Regions from separate parts of the Homo sapiens genome. Here region 2 is linked to region 1. The links are chromatin loops, found by intact Hi-C in ENCODE. Cell type or tissue: breast epithelium. All regions are shown on one strand. Region 1 overlaps AFF3 (ALF transcription elongation factor 3). Region 2 overlaps AFF3 (ALF transcription elongation factor 3).

Region 1 (2,500 bases):
TTGTCTGGTGGTTTTTATAGAAACAAAGCTCCAATGAGTATTACCTCCATCCCCACCCCCATACCCAGGATTTATGAAAGTCCTCTTTGGGCAAAGCACGTATCAAAGATTTAAGGGATGGGTGAAACAAGTCCTTTACCATGTCCAGGCTGCTTTGCACTTGAGACCGTAAACCCCCACAAGCTCCCTGGCCCCTGGCCTTCATTGATGCTCGGTCCTATAGAAGCACTGGTCACAGTTGGAAGCAGTTTGCTGACTCAACATACAAGAGTGACCGGCATTTTTGGTATTTAGAGCTTGACCTCAAAAGAACACAGTATGGTGTGTTTCAATTTTGTTAATAAAGGACTTTGAAGATGTTGAATATTATGTGAGTACTGAAATTTTCTTTTCTGCTCAAACACTTTCTGGGTGGATGTATGCTATTTGAATTTTTATGGTTAATTAATTACTATCGGAAAGCATCAGTCAATTTTTCTTGTTATCTTTGAGTATGTAATGACTTTCTGGCAAATTTCAGCATGGATATAAACATCAAGTATAAATGTGAAATGCAGTTCCTATAAGTCACAGCACCGGGATTGAATTTTAAAGTCCGGAATATACGAAAGTGTGTCAGTGAGGGATCTTCAGTTCTCTAGGAAAGGGCTCAAAGGAAGGTTACAGTTTATAACAACATCCCAGCACCTGTAATCGCTACAGCACTCAACTACAGGTGGGAAAAGGGAGGAAGCAAGACATGAACTTGGACAGTCCCTTCGTCTCTGGAACCTTCCAGCAGGTCATGAAAGCTCAGAGCAGAACGCCGTGCCCTTCCTGACAGCCCTCTGCCTAATCCCTGCCATCATGCTGCATTTTCCTCTAGGGCAAAAATAAAGCAGTCATTTTCATGCTTTGCAAAATAGTTCAAGCTTTTTGGATTTCCTTGCATTTTTGTAGATGATTGGATTTGGGGATGCATTTGAAAAGCCATTCCCAGAACAGCAGCAAAATGGAAACAGCCATTTGGATGTTATACCACCTTCCCTTCCAAAATGGCCACACGAATAACCAGTGCCCGACTACCAAGGGGCACCAACTTCACCCCCAATTTTATTTCTGTATATGAGTTGCTTTAACCTTTAGGATGACTTTGACCTCGATGCCTGCTCTTTGAGTTCCAGGTCATGGTTGACAGATGTGTAGGCTGCGTGCCTCCTCCCTCTTTAGGGTGCATGACAGCTTGGTGGTGTTTTCCTGTTTGCTCACTTGGCTTTCCTTCCCTCTGCTTCCCGGGGGCCTCGCGGGCTGGCAGCGCCGTGGTCCAGCAGCCCAACTGCAGAACCTCGGTGCCTTCCAGCAAGGGCAGCAGCAGCAGCAGCAGCAGCGGCAGCAGCAGCTCCTCCAGCGACTCAGAGAGCAGCTCCGGATCTGACTCGGAGACCGAGAGCAGCTCCAGCGAGAGTGAGGGCAGCAAGCCCCCCCACTTCTCCAGCCCCGAGGTAAGCGCTGCCTGGCTCAGGCCTCTCCTCTGCCCACTTCTGTCTCTATGAGGATAGCAAGTCCGGGCATTGTCACTGTCACACTGCTGCAGGTCTCCTCCCTCCTGCAGACCCCAAGCCAGGTGCTGGGAAGGAGGAGGCTATGGGCTTCGGGCTCCACATTTTCCCCCTCCTCACAGTCTCCTAATTTCACAGGTTCCTTTGAAGTACAGAAACATCAACTTTCATTGCCCCCAGATTCTCTCTTGACTTCCAGAAATTTCCAAGTATGCTATAAACATCACTGACAGGAAATAACCTATGGCTCAGGTCTCCCTTGGGGTCAGCCAGGGCAGTCGCTGGACAGAGCCACTCACCGCCTGGGAAGTGTGACCACCCATAAATCACAGGGAAAGGGGTTTTATGGGTTGGACATGGTCAGATTCTTACCTTTTTGCGGTTTGTCACGGATCAGAAGAAGAAGGGCTATAAATATTAATAAAACCTTCTTAACTGTGTTTTCTTTGTGAAAATAGAAAAAGAAAAATTAGCATCACCCTAAAAAAATGATGAAACCTTTTATAGCTGTGATGAGTATCTATGTGGAAGATTTAGGTGCCTCCTATAAAAACATTAGAAGGTACCAATAAAAACCATTGCTGTTTCTACTTTAAAGTAGGAAGGGGAAAATTAAATAGTAATTCAGAGCATGAAGATTCTTGGGAGAGGGCTGAGAGAAACTTCCCCAGGCTGCAGAGCTCTAAGGGTAGACTCTAATTTCTAAACAAGGAGTAAAATAGAGTTTCTTCTTGAGTGCGTAAACATTTGACATGACTAATGATTGTCAGGTTTAATTTTTTACTTACAGCCCTCTGTACCATTTGGGGGGGCCATATTCCTAAATAGGCTCTGAAATGGAACTAAACCCACTTCTACAAACCATCTCAGTGGGAGGGGAGCACCTTAATGGGCCCGATCAGCATCCCCGTGTCCAGCTTTTATAGCGGTGCCTTGGATGTTATCACACCTGAAAGCAGTGG
Region 2 (2,500 bases), 360 kb before region 1:
TTTAGTTGCTTTTTACCTGACAGGCTACTTGAGCACTGGGCATTAGGAAACTAGGTGGGAGTCCTGACAGAGAAAGATGGATGTGGTTTGGAAAACTCAATATAAATTTATTAATAAAAGTCTATATCAAAATCTGGTATTGGAAGAAAATAATTTCATTGTCTATTGTAATAATTTTAATATCTTGGATTTTTCGTAGTGCTTTAAAGTAAACAAAAATGCAAAATTTTTTGCTAGTCAAAATAAAAATCTCATGTATAGTATATTTCTACTCATCATGAGGCATTTGTGTTAATATATATAGTCAAAGAACAAAGCACCATGTCTAATTAGCTAGTTTTGGCAGAAATATGACTAGTAGGTTTGAAAGATCACACTGGACCACAAAACAGAAAGAATGTCCGTCATCTTGAGAGCTCGCCCCACTTCTAACGGGTCACCTGTGGTTGGTGCCATTTCAGTGGTGAATTTCTCACAGCCCATAGGCTGGGCCTTGGGCTCAGAAGGCTAGTTTTGCCACCAAACTCTTGAGAGTGGATTCACATAAACTAAACTAATACGACAAACATGTGAAACCAGAATGTCAATTTATTCATTTAAACAGGAAAAGGACTAAAAGGCTTTGGAAAGAATATAGGATTGTGATCTTGGCGGGCTTAGAGGAAAAAAGCAAAGGCAGACCTGTGTACAACCATAAATTTCAGCTATTGTTCTCAGTTTTCCGATGCAAGTTTAATGTGGATTTCTAAATATTTTCATTTATCTACTGTGCACTCCAGGAAAGAGAGCAGGACTGGAATAATTGAAGTCCAATGAATACAATTTTGTGTTTCTTCCTCCATGGTGCAGATGCCTTACCAACAGGGTATTAGTAATAGATTTGACTAAGGCTTCTTTTCCCCTGGAAGTAGTTGGGATGGATGCTGTGCACTTTCTTTGTTTCTTTGTTAGCATGGTTTCTTCAACCATCCTTCTGAGCCACATGTCCTTTCTTTGAATAGGTGGGTTCTGTCAGCTTATAATCTAGTCTTATATGTCTAACAATCATAGTGATCATAGTGATTTTTTTTGAAAATTTGTGTATTTCATCTTCTGTTCATTTCGCGTGGTTTATAAAGTTGAAATCTCAGACAACAATCTCAAATCCTAGTTTTGGAGAGTCTTACCCCTGAGTATCAACAACCACGACACTGTCAGTCTTCTATAACATAACATTGCTTAAACATTGATGGCTGAGTTGAATTATAGTCAGCATCCACAGGTGCTTTAATTGTTGAGATCATTGTAGAGTCACATGCAGTTGTAAGAAAAAACACAAGGAGATTGTGTACCCTTCACCCATTTTCCTCCAGTGCTAATATCTTACAACACAATCATGAGCATATTGACATTAACACAGTCAGGATACAGAAGAGTTTCATGACCACAAAGATCCCTTATGTTGCCCTTGTGTCCTAGGAATAAATCCTAAATAAATCATGGTGCATAATTCTTTTTGTACATTGCTAGATTTAATTTGCTAATATTTTATGGAGAATTTTTGCATGTAATACTTTAGAAGTTCCTCATTCTAATGTAGGCATTTAGTACTGTAAATTCCCCGCTCAGCATTACTTTAGCTGCATGCTACATATTTTGATGTGTTGTATTTTTATATTTATTACATTCTATGGATTTTTAAATATAACTTTTGAGATGTCATCTTTGAACCATTCAGTATTTAGAAATGAATGTTTAATTTTCAAGTATCTGGAGATTGTTCTGTTGTCTTTGTGTTATTGATTTCTAGTTTGATTTTGTTATGATCTAGAGAACATGCTCTGTGTGATTTTAGTTCTTTCAAATTTGTAGAATTTTGTTCTGTAGCACAGAATATGCTCTATCATGATGAACATTCGTTCCATGAACACTTGAAAAATGTGTATTCTGCTGTTGAGTAGAGTTTTAAAATATATGTCAATTATATCTTGGTTGATTGTGATGTACATTTCTTCTATATCCTTGCTGATTTTCTGTCTAGTAGTTCTGACTATTACTGAAAGTAGGGTATTTAAGTCCCCTGCTATAATTATGGATTTATCTGTTTCTCATTTCAGCTGTATCAATTTTTGAGGCCCTGTTGTTTGGTGCATATACTTTTAGGATTGTTACACCTTCCTAGTCAATTGATTGTTTTATGATCATGTCACATTCTTCTTTGTCTTTAGTATTTTACTTTGCTCTTAAGTTTACTTTATCTGATATTAATATAGCCATTTCTGCCTTTTTTTATTTGTTTGTATGGTATATCTTTTTCTATCCTTTTATTTTCAATCTACATATGAAGTTGTATGTGAAATCAGTTTCTAATAGACAGCATATTATTGGATCATGTTATTTTATCCACTCTGACAATCTCTGTCTTTTATTTGGTTGTTAAGACTATTTACTTTTAAGGTAATTATTGATATGTTTGGGCTAAGTCTTTTATTGTTTTTCTGACTCCTCATTCTTCTGTTTC

Evidence for each region. Hi-C counts contacts between places; a loop is a spot of excess contacts. Peaks named below come from ENCODE experiments on the same cell type or tissue, not always from the same donor. Only the 100,000 strongest peaks of a DNase experiment are listed, where the experiment ranks them.
Region 2: a loop joins it to region 1, with 5 times the contacts of the local background. A loop is called at or near these places in 1 of 110 quality-filtered maps.

The regions. Positions count from the first base shown.
Region 1 is chr2:99,600,416-99,602,915 of GRCh38, reverse strand. AFF3 (ALF transcription elongation factor 3) reads left to right here. Exons shown (of 25, transcript NM_001386135.1): 14 at 1,295-1,481. Among named protein-coding and RNA genes, the nearest start is that of REV1, 110 kb to the right of the region's middle. RefSeq lists an enhancer at 747-1,309. In breast epithelium, no CTCF peak of the experiment used is centred here; a DNase peak (open chromatin) is centred at 1,426; H3K4me3 peaks cover 543 bases.
Region 2 is chr2:99,963,722-99,966,221 of GRCh38, reverse strand. All of the region lies in intron 7 of AFF3 (ALF transcription elongation factor 3), which reads left to right. Among named protein-coding and RNA genes, the nearest start is that of AFF3, 180 kb to the left of the region's middle. In breast epithelium, no CTCF peak of the experiment used is centred here; no DNase peak of the experiment used is centred here.